Regions from separate parts of the Homo sapiens genome. Here regions 1 and 3 are each linked to region 2. The links are chromatin contacts, found by Hi-C or POLR2A ChIA-PET in ENCODE. All regions are on one chromosome and are shown on one strand. Each heading gives the region's core, a stretch centred on a gene start or an enhancer-like site at or near the end of the contact. The rest is flanking DNA. Distances are from core to core; before and after follow the strand shown. Region 1 overlaps SP100 (SP100 nuclear antigen). Region 2 has its middle 57 kb from the start of LINC01907. Region 3 overlaps SP100 (SP100 nuclear antigen).

Region 1 (4,588 bases), core at 1,420-3,919, 140 kb before region 2:
AAAATACTGTTTCAAATTTATCTGGAATGATTTGGAGACGTTAATAGAGAAATATAGGATACATCTCAGTTAAGCATCGTGGCTGTAACCGAGTCTAGATCAGAGGTCAGCAAAGTATGACCTACAGGGCAAATCTATCCTGCTGACTGTAAATAAAGTTTTACTGGAACACAGTCACCGTCGCATCCTTTGATGAATTCATGACACAACTACAGAGTTGAGTAGTCACAACAGAGGTTATGAACTGAAAAACCTTAACTACTTACTATCTGTCCCTTTACAAAAAAAGTTCCCGACTCCTGATATTTTTCTTTAAGTTCTAGACAGGATCCTGAAAAGTTGCATTTGAATGGTGGTTTTGTAAAACACTACTATTTGCAATGTAAAGAGACATTTATGTTGTTTTTCAACTTTCTCAGGAAGAAAAGCCAACACTAGACCTTTGAAAAGAAGAAGAAAAAGAGGTAAATAGAAGTGATCGATATGTTTTTCATAATTAAACATTTAATATTTAATATTCTGTACTGTGAGTAACAAGTCAGTTTTCTTAATTGGCATATGGAGCTAGTACTGGAGCCTTAACGTTGACCAGCAGTTCATTTTAAGACCCTCAATACCTGCTTCAGTGGAATCAGATCCCCAGTGTCCCAGTCAACCCCTCATGCAGGGTTCCCTGAGCAATGTGCACGTTCTTTTTTGTTGATTGATTGATTAATACGTAATAGATAGAAATACTTGGGGGTACATGTGACAATTTGATACTTTCGTATAATCAAATCAGAGTTATTGGGATATCCATCACTTTAAATATTTACCTTTTTTGATGCCAGGAACATTCAGATTATTCTCTTTTAGCTATTTTGAGATGTATAATCAATTCATGTTAACTATAATCACCCTATTGATCTATTGAAAACACCAGGTTTTATTTCTTCTATCTAACTGTATATCTGAATGCTTCGTCAATCTCTCTTTATCCCTCCTCTCTCAATGTGCAGTTTCTTCTAGAACCCCCCACACCAAGCTTCCCTTTTAGCGTCGGAGAAAGCTCAAGTGAAAAAGTGAAGCAAAGCAGTTGGCAAAGAGGGAGACAGATGCCACCCCGAAAGGTGCCCCATTAGGTGCCACTCTGCCATCCTGCCCTCTGTCCCCTCAGTCAATGCCTGGAATGGGGAGATGAGGCTAAAATTTGAGAGTTTGTTTTAACACAACATCAAAGCAATATGAGTGGAAATCTCCCTTCAAAACATCAGGAGGAAAATCATTGTGTGATAGGTGGATATGACCAACCAGCTTGAAAGTTGAGATCCTACCACATGCCAGGATGTTGTGTCATATTTTAGAGGGTGGAATGGAGGACAACAGTATCTACAGCTATCTAATGTGCCATGAAAGAAGGACTTTGAAATGTAACTGATTCATGGGGGAAATACCTCCAATACATTTTGAATTATAAAAGAAAGCTCTCAAGACAGGTGGGGAGGGACAATGCACAGTTGTAAAAGTAGATGGAATGGAAAAAAAAATGCTTCCTTGCAGGTCCAAGAATTCCCAAAGATGAAAATATTAATTTTAAACAATCTGAACTTCCTGTGACCTGTGGTGAGGTGAAGGGCACTCTATATAAGGAGCGATTCAAACAAGGTGAGTTTACTGGTCCATCTACGATTTTCAGCTGGAAAATATCCACACAGATAGCATACTGTTTAGGAGTAGACACTTGCCTTTGAGGTTCTGCAAAACCAGCCCCAGGCTTGAAGATTTGCTAGGAGCTTTCCTAGGACTTGGGACATCATCACATTTACAGCTAGGGTTTATGAGAGAAGCATGCAAAACATACCATAGGGAAAATGCACATGGGGTGAAATTCAGAGACAACCAAAAGCAAGCTTCCAGGAGTCCTCTCCCAGTGGAGTCATGCAGGACTCATTTAATTACTGCAGCAACAAATTGTGACAACACATGTAAAATGTTGTCTACCAGGGAAACCAGCCTGAGTTTAGGAGTCCAGGGTTTTTACCAGTCACATAGGTGCCCTCTGCCTAGCACATACCAAAATTCCAGATTCCCAGAAGGAAAGCGGGTGTTCAGCATAAACCATATCATTTGCGCAAACAGTTTAGGCACAGTGAGCCCTCTTCTTCATTTATGGTTATAGATAAATGCAATTTATTTACATATGTCTGAAAATAATACATCAGGATCGGTAGTTCCCAGATTACACAACATTTTAACAAGATTTCTTTGGATAGGCTATCTCAAATTTATTCTTGTAAGAGAATATAAATAAATTGCATTTGTTTATAACCATAAATAAGAGGGATTTATCTCTAAAGGGCTTTATCTTTATGGATAAACAATATGTTTATCCACATTGTTTATTATGAACAGTTTAGCCCACAGTGAGTTCTGGGAATGATAGAACTCTCCTAAAATCCAAATTCCTAAATGCCAGTGGCCAAACTTGCATATGGACAATGGCCAACCTTGCATATAGGCCCTCTAAGGAAAGTCTCAGGCCCACTCTGTTAACTCTGTTTTGCACAACAATGACATTTTCACACTTTCAAAATTCATAAAACATTAACCTATGAGGCCATCTCCTCTTACCCTATGTGAAAGGCCCACAAGACATCCAACTAGCACCCACTACAAGGGCAAGCACCTCAGTACTTGGGTGGAAAATGTACACATCTGAGAATCTCAGCAGTAACTTTCACGCCCCATTTCCCATAACATCTGTTTAGCCTTCTGCTAAATGGTAAGATCACAGGGTTTAGAATCAGAAGACCTGCATTCAAGTTTCAGCTATACCAAGAGTGTCTGATTCATCTACAGCCAGGTGCTCGGTCTCTCTAACCTTGAACTTCCTTCTCTACAAAATCAGAACAATAATATAACTTGCCTCACTGTATTATTATGAGAAAAAAATAAAAAAACAGACATAAAATACTTTGCAAGTTACAATTGTTAAATTACAGAACTAATGTTCATCTGTCATGGTTGACACCTCCCCACAACATAGTTCTTTGAGCACCAACAAATATAAATGTTTGCCCCATGACTATGTTGCATAAGCATAATTTAACTTCTCCCACTATATAACATTTCCATAATTACTTTTAATATAAAATAGCCATGAGTTCAAAATATGAAACATAATTGATTGTACCACATGTACAACATGGTACAAGACAAGGCAGATGTGGCTGTAGTAACAGCTTCCACATGGCCACTTGGGGACCCAAGAGCATGGTAGAGGGCTTTATGCCTTCATCCACCTCTCTGAAATTCAGGCTGACTCTATATCAGGTCTCAGAGAAGGGAGGAGGAAGAATTCTGCTCATTCTTTAGGGCCATTCTTTGCACCCACCCCCACCTTTGGAATATAGCAAAATACGTTGAAAAGGTAAATGTTGGTAGTAATATTTCTTCTCATTGCATGATGGTCAAAGAAATGTACACACATGACAGAGAGAACCCTTCATCTCTGTTCCTTCAGGCTGGGTATGAAGCCCCTGATATCTGACAGGAAAATTCAGACTTTACTGCTACGATCCTAAGCCCAAAGTGGGTGGCCCCAGACCCCAGCATGGGGGGAGGCCAAGTTCAGGTGTTTTCACAGTTGGGGAGCTCACTTTGCCTTGGTCTTACAGGAACCTCAAAGAAGTGTATACAGAGTGAGGATAAAAAGTGGTTCACTCCCAGGGAATTTGAAATTGAAGGAGACCGCGGAGCATCCAAGAACTGGAAGCTAAGTATACGCTGCGGTGGATATACCCTGAAAGTCCTGATGGAGGTATTCTAGTGACAGATGGCTGAAACCAAGGATTTAGCTGTCATGCTTCACTAACACCAAGCTTTAGCAGAATTTCTCAGTGCCCAGAAATTCATCATGACTTCCTCTGCCCAGGTCTCCATGCATATGTTATTACTAACGTTCTCACCTGAACATTACGTTGGCTGGCTTATATTACAGCTTAATCCTCTAAGTACTTTATTTCTTACCCTTTTGAAGGTTGGACAGTAAATTGTGGCCTTGACTCTGCCATTAATAAACTGTGCAATTTGGTCACATGAAAGTAACTTAAGTTGGAGGGGAGGTCTTAAATTTTCGGGGGAGGTAAATGTTAAATACACACACACACACACACACACACACACACACACACACACACATATTTAACATATATATATGTAGTTCCTGGATTACAAAATATTTCAACAAGATTTCTTTGAATAGGCCACCTCAAATTTATTCTTGTAAGAGAATATAAATAAATTGCATTTTAAAGTAACATTGCTTCTCATATGAACCCCTTGATGTTACAAAGCAGGCACAGGGTCTTTGCTGCAGATGAACCTGTGTCTTTAGACTCCAAATACAGTGCTTTCTGTTGCACGCCCACAGACAGTCCTTCCTCATGCCACTCTAACAATTAAAAAAAAAATCTGCCAGGCACAGTTGCACATGTCTGTAGTCCCAGTTACTCAGAAGACAGAAGCAGGAGGGTCACTTGAGCCCAGGGGTCCTGGGCTTAGTGTACTATGCCAATGAGATATCCATGCTAAGTTCAGCATCAACATA
Region 2 (4,684 bases), core at 1,417-3,916:
CCACTCATGGCACGTGCCCTATAGAGGTGTACGAAATTTTATTTTTATTATTTATTTATTTATTTATGTATTTATTTTGAGATGGAGTCTCACTCTGTCCCCAGGCTGGAGTACAGTGATGTGATCTTGGCTCACTGCAACCTCTGCCTCCCGGGTTCAAGTGATTCTCCTGCCTCAGCTTCCCAAGTAGCTGGGACTACAGTCGCCTGCTGCCAAGCCCGGCTAATTTTTTGTATTTTTAGTAGAGACGGGGTTTCACCATGTTAGCCAGGATGGTCTGGATCTCCTGCCCTCGTGATCCGCCCACCTCAGCCTCCCAAAGTGCTGGGATTACAGGTGTGAGCCACCACACCCGGTGGTATTTTGTATATCTAAACATAGAAAATTACAGTAAAAATAGGCTATAAAAATAAAAATTGGGCCGGGCGTGGTGGCTCACCCCTGTAATCCCAGCACTTTGGGAGGCCAAGGTGGGCAGATCATGAGGTCAAGAGATCACGACCATCCTGGCCAACACAGTGACACCCTATCTCTACTAAAAACACAAAAATTAGCTGGGCGTGGTGGTGCATGCCTATAGTCCCAGCTACTCGGGAGACTGAGGCAGGAGAATCTCTTGAACCTGGGAGGCGGAGGTTGCAGTGAGCCGAGGTAGCGCCACTGCCCTACAGCATGGGCAACAGAGCGAGACTCCGTCTAAAAAAAAAAAAAAGAAAGAAACAAAAGAAAACAGATATACAAAATACCATTGTGCTACAATTGCCTGCAGTATTCAATACAGTAACATGCTGTCCAGGTTCATAGCGTGGGAGCAGTAGGCTACACCATGTAGCCTAGGTGTGCTAGGTACCAGCAGTAGGCTACACCATCTAGATTAGTGTAAATACAACCTATGATGTTCACACAATGATGAAATCTCATGATGCATTTCTCAGAACGTATCCGTTGTTAGGCGATGCATGACTGTACTTTGTTACGGCAGCCCCAGGAAACTAATGCAGTTGTCTACTCAGCATCCATTCCCCTCTTCCTAACAATACCCAAATTTTCGTTTGTACGTTTACCCCTTCTGCATACAGGAAACCATTGAGATGGCTTAGCCAATCAGCATTTTTTATTTTATCCTCCATAAGTCGTTGGTTTGGAGGTGGACACATCTTTAACTGGGCCGATCGGAGTGGCTCTCAGCACTCTCTCTTAGAATAGTGGGACAGAGGGCTCCTCGAGAAGGATGTGAGCCACTAGACATGAACCAGAAAGCATAAGGCTTGGATTACATCTGGCAACAGCCATCTTCAGATGCAGCCAACAGGGTGGGCAACAGAGCAGAGAGACTCAAAGGTCCTGGGTCATGGGAGATGTCTTAAAACCGCAAGATCAGTCTGCCCTGAAACATTGAATGTCTTACAGTCAAAGGCTTTATAGTTAAACCAGTTTAACTGAGATCTGGCATTCTTGCAGCCCAAAGCTTCCCAGCTGACAAGCTGGCAACACAGGGCAGATTGTACCATCTCAAGCCAAGTGAGGGGCTTTAAAAGAATCCACTGGAGGCTGGCTGCAGGGGCTCGTGCCTGTAATCCCAGCACTTTAGGAGGCTGAGGCGAGTGGATCACCTGAGGTCAGGAGTTCGAGACCAGCCTAACCAACATGATGCAACCCCATCTCTACTAAAAATACAAAATCAGCTGTGCATGGTGGCACACGCCTGTAATCCCAGCTACTTGGAAGGCTGAGGCAGGAGAATCACTTGAACCCGGGAGGTAGAGGTTGCAGTGAGCCAAGATCACGCCATTGCACTCCAGCCTGGGCTACAGAGCGAGACTCCATCTCAAAAAATAAAAATAAATTTAAAAATTAAAAAATAAGGAATCCCTTGGAGAGATAGACACGAAGGACTCGGGACTGAAGCCACACCCAAAGAATCTATAGCCTGGAGGCCATGGCTGGAACTCACCCTGCTTGGCAAATACAGGAAGAGACATGACGGTGGTGGAAAGGGCCTGCACTTCCAGAGCCTGGTGGGACAAGGATGGATGTGCATCTCCCAGAGGCCAGAGATGGGCTCGCTGAAAGGAGCTGGGCCAGGTCTCCTTGAGAGAGACTCTGCCCAGGAGAACTTGCTGCAAGTAAAGCAGGGGAATGAACCAGAAAGCAGGGACCCTGCATTGGTGATCAATTGGGCAGCAGGAGGTGTCATCCAGTTCCCTGGAGTTCCCACTTAAAATTACAACAGAGCAGGTCAACCAAAGCCCTTCCTGCCCCTCACCTCTCTTCCCCTGCCCACTCTAGTCCTGCAGAGACCAAAAGAACAGGTGGCGAAGGAGACCAGAGGTTGAGAGTCAGAAAAGCGATCAGACCACTCCCCACAGTTCCTGGACTAAGACAGGCCCCAGCTGAAGCAGGGTAGAGGGCGTTAGTAGGATAAAATATTGAATATTAGAAGAGATAAGACTTTTTTTAATTATTAAAAGGAGTCTGTTCTTATAACTAAAAGGTCCTGGAAAAACTGTGGGCCATCCCCAGATTTTAACCAGGTCTAGTGAGCACTGTTGTGCCCACATCCCGGGCATTCAACCTACGCAGGAAGGCCTTGTATTGCCAATACCCGAGCCTCTGCCCAACAGCTTTTATCTGGCCAGGGAGGGTGCTCAACGCTTGAGCAAGGCAAACAGGAAGTGCTGGAGTGGTCAAGTGCCTGGAAGTAGTCTTCAACCAAGGAGGGACAGGAAGTCATTGGGTAAGTACCACAGCTTCCTGCCCCTCAGTCGGGATAATGCTGTGACCTCTGGTCTGAAAACTCACTCTTTAATGGCCCATTCCCTTTCCTATCTTACTTCCTCACTATTTATACCCAGTTCACGTCTCAGGGTCTGTTTCCAGGGACACCCAAACCAAGACAGCAGAAATAGACAAGATGATGTCAAACAGCAGGTTTGAGTGGGCAGGAGGGCAGGGGACACGGGAGCGGGGGTGGGATGTTTCCTGTCACTTGTCTATCCAATAAACCAATCACTCAATTATTTTACTCATAATCAAGTTTCCTGCCTAAAACCTGGGGACAAGAGGCAGTGGGAGTTTTTCATTCTCTTCTGCATGTTCACCACATCTTGAAACTGAAGCTAAATACAGTTAGATACTCATCACATGGCTCTTCTGACTTCTTCCTGCCTCTTGAACTTTCCGTTTCCTCCCATGGTGCCTTTAAGAGTGGGGCAAAGTGCATACAGGGCTCGAGCTCACATGAAGTGAGCTTATAGAGCTGGGGTACTTTGGCTGATCTACGTCAGGGTAGCTAGTTTCCAATAGCCCAAGGGCCTTACTTTGTTTTTTCCTTTTTTAAAAATTAAAGTGTAATCTACCTACAGTAAAATTCAGTCTTTTTTCTTTTTTTTTTTCTTTTTTGAGACAGGGTCTCACTCTGTCACCAAGGCCAGAGTGCAGTGACACCATCCTGGCTCACTGCAGCCTTGACCTCCCTGGGCTCAGGTGATCCTCCCACCTCAGGCTCCCGAGTAGCTGGGACCACAGGAGCTCACCACCACACCCAGCTAATTTTTGTATTTTTAGCAGAGACAGAGTTTCACCATCGTGGCCAGGCTGGTCTCTAACTCCTAGCCTCAAGTGATCTGCCCACCTCGGCCTCCCAAAGTGGCGGGATTACAGGCATGAGCCATGGTGCCCTTGCGCCCTACCCTTTCTGATAGTTTCTCAAGTGCAGGAGTAGGGTGAGGCAAGAGAAGAGGAGAGTGAATGCCTCCTCACAATTTTGTGTCTTAGATACCTCTCTTGCCTCATTCCAGTCCCAGCCCTGGTTGTTCTACATAATACTTCCTTAAAATTTTTTATTTCTGGAGCATGCATGGTGGCTCACACCTATAATCCCAGCACTTTGGGAGGCGGGCAGATTTCTTGAGCCTAGGAGTTCAAAACCAGCCTGGGCAACACAGAGACCTTGTCTCTACAAAAAAATCTTAAAAATTAGCCAGGTATGGTGGCACACGCCTATAATCCCAGCTACTCAGGAGGCTGAGGTGGGAGGATCACTTGAGCCCCAGAAGTTGAGGCTGTAATGAGCCACGATTGCACGACTCCAAAAAAAAAAAAAAAATCATTTCTGGCTGGCACAATGGTGCACACCTGTAATCTGAGCTATTCAAGAGGCTGAGGCAGGAAGATTGCTTGAAGCCAAGAGTTCAAGACTGCAGTGTTCTATGACTGTGCCTGTAAAGAGCTATTGTACTCCAGCCTGGGCGATACAGCAAGACCCTGTCTCTAAAATTTGAAAGAAAGACTGGCCAGGTGCAGTGGCTCACTCCTGTAATCCCAGCACTTTGGGAGGCCGAGGCAGGCAGATCACTTGGGATCAGGAATTCGAGACCAGCCTGGCTAACATGGTAAAACCCCATCTCTACTAAAAATATGAAAATTAGCCAGGTGTGATTGTAGGTGTCTGTAATCCCAGCTACTCAGGAGGCTGAGGCACAGGCATGAGAATCACTTGAACCCAGGAGGAGAGGGTAGCAGTGAGATGAGATCGTACCACTGCACTCCAGCCTGGCTGACAGGGCGAGACTCTCTCAAAAAAAAAAAAAGGGGAAATTTTTTTTTTTTTTGAGACGGAGTCTTGTTCTGTTGTCCAGGCTGGAGTGCAGTGGCACGATCTCGGCTCACTGCAACCTCCAAC
Region 3 (4,883 bases), core at 1,001-3,500, 200 kb before region 2:
ACCTGGGCACAAATTTTGAGTCAATGTTATGTTTGTAAGCAGGATGGTCCAGGCTGCGGGGATGAAGGGAATGGTGCTACCTTTACTGCCCACATTCTCAGGGGCTCTGTTCCTCTCCATGGACTGCAGGGATCCCCCTTCCTAGCTCCAGTGCCCACAACTCACGTCTTAGTTTCTGGCGCTCCTTGTGCTTGGGTGACCTGCCCTGAGGCTCACTGTCACTGACCTGGGACAGCACCACCCACCGCCCCACCCAGCACAGCAAGCCCACCCACCATCAGGGAGATGCTGCTGACTCTCGGACCCTGAAGTCCACACAAGCTGCCCCTGTGTCCTCTGTTATGTTTATTTGAGAACTGTTCATCCTCCCTGACCCAATTAAGACAACATTCTCCTGTTTCTAGCCTCATCTTTAAAGATGTTGAGGTTTTTCTCATTTATTTTTTATTTATTTATGTTTTTTGAGACAGTTCCAATCTGTTGCCCAGGCTGGAGTGCAGTGGCATAATCTCAGCTCACTGCAGCCCCAGCCTCCTGGGCTCTAGTGATCCTCCCCCCTCAGCCTCTTGAGTAGCTGGGACCATAGGTGTGCAACACCACATCCAGCTAATTTTATTTTTCTTTTCAAAGATGAGGTCCAGCTATGTGGCCCAGGCTGGTCTCAAAATCCTGGGCTCAAGCAATCCTCCTGCATCGGCCTCCCAAAGTGCTGTGATTACAGGTGTGAGCCACTGCACGTGGCTGATTTTCTGTGATTACAGGTGTGAGCCACTGCACCTGGCTGATTATAAAAAAGTGGAATCTCTCTAGGACTTGAGACCTTCTCCCCAGGGAATTCCCCAGTTTCTTCCTTACACTTGATATATGCCTACCCTGCCATCTGACAATTTTGAGGGTAACACAGCTCACAATGTTTCCATTACTCCTTTATCCTTAAATCTTGAATGTCTCCTTTTTGTGTAGGACAATAAAGCCTTCACTGTTGGGGTCTTCTCTTCTCTGTCCCAGGGGATGACGGGAGAACTTTAGGTCATGTGGAACCCTCTGAGCTCTGAGTCACCCAAGGGCTGGAAATTCCTAAAAGCATGATTTCCAGACATTGTCCCTGGTCCCTGTAGATCTCTAATTGCTTCTTCTCTCTCCCACTCTTCAGTAATCCATGACAAATTGCCTCTCCAAGAAAGTGAAGAAGAAGAGAGGGAGGAGAGGTCTGGCCTCCAACTAAGTCTTGAACAAGGTAAAAATGACAGAATAAAAGCTTTTTTCTAAGAGAGGTTAGGGATCCAAGGTTCTGAGTGGAGATTGTGAATCAGGGAAGACATATGGAAGGACTATGGAGAAGTCAAGGAGAGAGTTATATGAGCTTCTAACCAGGTGCAGGGTCCTGGAGAAGTGGCCATGACAAGGCATAGTTGGCTCAATAACCATGAGGGAATCAGAACCAAGCGTGTCAGTAGGCCAGATTTACAGATGCCGACTACCTAGAAGTAATTGTAATTTAGAAAGGTCCCTGTAGGGGATCAGTGTGAAGTTGCAAAGGGTTAAGAACCACAGCCCGTGGCCCGTGGTCAACATCAAAGAGGAGACCCCTGGGGAAAGAAAGGCTCCTGTTTTACCTGTACTGTCATATTCACAACACTTCTGACACCAAACATGTCGGTGATCTCCCCACATCAGTCAGTTCTCCAATTCTCTGTAGATACCATCTGATATCTTATAATTTAATTGAATTCTGGCACTAATTGCCCAGACTTGGCACGGACTCCGCAGGTTAAGGGCTCATTCCCATAAGAATGCCCCCCACTTCAGATGCCAGTTGCAAGTCTCAGGTTGTGGCCTGTGCCTGTAAATTGGAGGTTCCCGCAAGCCCTTCATTGGCTTTCATACTTTCCTAGTAGATCACACAGATCTCATGGAAATGTTGACTTATATTTGACATTTATTATAAAGGATACAACTCAAGAAGAGCCAAGTGGAAGAAATGCATAGGGCAAAGCGTGGGGAAGGGCACAGAGCTTCTGCCCTCTCTGGGACACGACTCTCCTGGCACTTCCATGTGTTTGCCAACCCAGAAGATTTCTGAACCCAGTCACTTAGGGTTCTTTATGGACATTCCATTATACAGCCTGGATTGATTAAATCATTGGCACCTGATTATTAAGTTAACCTCCATCCCTCCTCTCCCCTCCCTGGAGGTCAAGAGGTGGAGCTGAAAGTTCCACCCCTCTAATCTCATGTTCAGCTCCCCTGGCAACCACACCCCAATCCTTAGGGGCTTTCCAAAAGTTACCTCATTAACATAAACCCAGGTGTGGTCGAAAAGGGGTTGTTATGAATAACAGAAAGTGCTCTTTTCACTTGTTATGACTTAAGATGTTTTAGGGTTTTAGGAGCTCTGGCCAGGAGCAGGGAATTAAGACTGAAATGTATATTTCTTATATCACGGGAGAAACTTGGTGATGGCAGAAGAGGGGACAAATTTAAATGTGAGGATGTTGTTCAAGAGCAGGAATATTCAAAGAGAAAGGCGGTCATGTAGAGAGACTCAGAAAGGAAGTGATGCACATGGGAAGAGGATGTAAGTACCTAGAGGACAAAGGAAGGGAAATGAAACCGTGAAAAGGGGTAAAAGACAACAAAAATAACCTTGTCATTAACAGCTCACTTTGATTGAACATCTACTCTGTGGCGGTTGGTTTAATGCTCATGACAGCCATTGGAGATTAATATTACTTATATGCCTATTTTGCAGATAAGGTAACTGAAATCCAGAGATACCACAAATGGAGTTTACATAGGGTCAGATGAATAAGGAAAAACCCAGATGTTCTACCCCAGAGCCTGCATTCCTAACCCTGTGCTATCCAGGCAATCTAAAAAAATAAAAACAGAAAAATGAAACAAAAATGAGGAAATATTTGCAGACAAAAAGATCCAGAAAAAAAGAATACCAAGAGCTGGAGGAAGTAGAGGCTACTCAGACACTGAGTCCTCATGGAAAAGCCAATGAGAAAGCATGAACAGATGTGGAGAGGGAGGGTGTTGTGTGAAAGGGGGTGGGCATGAGGCAACCAGGACTTCAAAGAAACTGAGCTAAGGGCCCTGGGCAGGGTAGCTCTGGGGACAAAGGCAGGATCACTCTGCCATCATCACTTACCAGAGTGTCTCACAGAGGACACGCAGCAGAGTTGTCTGGCCAAGGCCCCTGTCATCCAGGGGTGCAGCTGACCCAGTCCCCTACTCTCAAGGCTGGAGTCTGACTTCAGTAATTAGGTAGCATCTGCCAGCTCCAGGTGGCCTTTGCATTGAGACCTAGAAGGGGTCTTTAACTCCTACGTTACAGAGACCAAAAAGGGATTAGGGGAGAATGGCAAAATCCATACCTCGATTTCTGAAATAAACTTCTAATTTCTTCCTGCCAGGAACTGGTGAAAACTCTTTTCGAAGCCTGACTTGGCCACCTTCGGGTTCCCCATCTCATGCTGGTTTGTTCCTGTTTACTACTCTTTGAGCCTCTGCTATTCTTGCCCCTTTCTGGAATGTGCTGTGGGGTTGCCTCTTTGTGTTAATGATTGTCCAGAATTTTCAGGTTTTACATCTACAGTTTTTCCATTTCTGGGATTTAAATAACAAGTCCTTATCCTCTAGGTTGCCTAGGAGGGTTTCTTCCTCCCACACCCCTTAATCACACTTGCTGCTGGTTCCTGCTGCCGCTGAGCCTGGTCGTTTTACCCATGTGCCTGCTTCACCATTTTCTGCCTGCATCTGCTTGAATCTGGCTGTTGCCTTGGTGCCTTGACCTTACGTCCATCAGTGGCCCGTGCTGTAGTGGTTGGAGGGGAGTGACAGGCAGCAGAGGGCAAATAAAATACCTGTGAATCAAACCATGGTTTAGGTACAACCCCACCTGAAAATGGACTCTCAGAGCACCCCTGTGAAACAGAACAGATAAATGCAAAGAGAAAAGATACAACCAGTGACAAAGATGATTCGCTAGGAAGCCAACAAACAAATGAACAATGTGCTCAAAAGGCTGAGCCAACAGGTAAGACTGACTGGGTTGGCATGAATGGGGAGGAGCCAAGGGGCCCTGGCTGGTGGCAGAGGAAGAGTCTAATGCACAATACAAGGAGACACCTGTTTAACAAGCAGGGGAAAATCACATAGACACAGAGGGGGCCTGTTATACAGATGAGCCTGATACACTGACATACTGATGACAAAGACCTGGAGGAAGAAAGCTAGAAGCAAAAAACTGAGAGAGAAAGGGGAAGAGTTGCAGAGTCTCACCAAAGAAGAGAGACAAACAAAAGGCAAAAGGAGAAAGTAAGAGAGAGATTGGACAGGAATCAATGAAGCACGAACACCTTCACGCAGCAATATATGCAGACAGGGGTATAAGTAGAAACAGGAGAAGAAAGGAGAAGCAGGGTGAGGTCTAACCAAATGGAAACAGGACAGAGCAAGGCTCTACTGGATCTCAGCTGTGATCTCGTTTATCTCCAGAGTCCTGCGAACAAATTGCTGTCCAAGTGAATAATGGGGATGCTGGAAGGGAGATGCCCTGCCCGTTGCCCTGTGATGAAGAAAGTAATTATTGCTTACCTTGCCTATTTTCTTTCCTTTCTTATTCAGATGCTATACATTTGGTTGGTTGGTTGGTTGGTTGTTGTTTTACCATCGTAACCACTTTTTAAAATTACCAGATTAAAAGCTGGATGTATTTATCATTACATGTTGTTTTGAAATATGTACACATTGTGAAAAGGCTAATTAGAGCTAATTAGCATAAATATTACCTCACGTACTTATCATTTTTGTGGTGATAACACAAAACCTATTCTCTCAGTAATTTTTAAGAATACATTATTAACTATATTAAT

What was found. A loop is a pair of places that touch in the nucleus more often than their neighbours do. ChIA-PET counts read pairs that join two places held with the same protein, here RNA polymerase II (POLR2A). Pooled maps may share reads with other maps.
Region 1: a pooled map shows a loop between it and region 2 (2.0-fold over the local background). The contact joins two enhancer-like sites. A Hi-C loop is called at or near these places in 2 of 50 pooled maps. POLR2A ChIA-PET finds 5 or more read pairs at or near these places in 3 of 52 experiments (CD4-positive, alpha-beta T cell, activated CD4-positive, alpha-beta T cell and activated naive CD8-positive, alpha-beta T cell).
Region 3: a pooled map shows a loop between it and region 2 (2.0-fold over the local background). The contact joins two enhancer-like sites. A Hi-C loop is called at or near these places in 1 of 168 maps with a recorded cell type or tissue (GM12878), 1 of 37 single-sample maps with no recorded cell type and 7 of 50 pooled maps.

Annotation. Positions count from the first base shown.
Region 1 is chr2:230,502,647-230,507,234 of GRCh38, forward strand. It overlaps SP100 (SP100 nuclear antigen), which reads left to right. Exons shown (of 29, transcript NM_001080391.2): 20 at 420-464; 21 at 1,540-1,644; 22 at 3,657-3,799. All of the region lies in intron 2 of LOC101928816 (a long non-coding RNA gene), which reads right to left. It also overlaps the pseudogene RN7SL834P. Among named protein-coding and RNA genes, the nearest start is that of SP100, 89 kb to the left of the region's middle. RefSeq lists an enhancer at 2,472-2,641. Within about 2 kb of position 2,670, at least 2 of the 41 ENCODE cell types and tissues checked have a DNase peak (open chromatin) inside an H3K27ac peak, as active enhancers do.
Region 2 is chr2:230,640,990-230,645,673 of GRCh38, forward strand. No RefSeq gene overlaps it. Among named protein-coding and RNA genes, the nearest start is that of LINC01907, 57 kb to the right of the region's middle. RefSeq lists an enhancer at 3,474-3,643. Within about 2 kb of position 2,667, at least 14 of the 41 ENCODE cell types and tissues checked have a DNase peak (open chromatin) inside an H3K27ac peak, as active enhancers do; they include GM12878, where a contact is called at or near this core.
Region 3 is chr2:230,445,666-230,450,548 of GRCh38, forward strand. It overlaps SP100 (SP100 nuclear antigen), which reads left to right. Exons shown (of 29, transcript NM_001080391.2): 5 at 1,154-1,237; 6 at 3,423-3,485; 7 at 3,896-4,045; 8 at 4,507-4,590. The region is part of intron 3 of LOC101928816 (a long non-coding RNA gene); the gene reads right to left. Among named protein-coding and RNA genes, the nearest start is that of SP100, 32 kb to the left of the region's middle. RefSeq lists an enhancer at 2,275-2,544. Within about 2 kb of position 2,251, at least 7 of the 41 ENCODE cell types and tissues checked have a DNase peak (open chromatin) inside an H3K27ac peak, as active enhancers do; they include GM12878, where a contact is called at or near this core.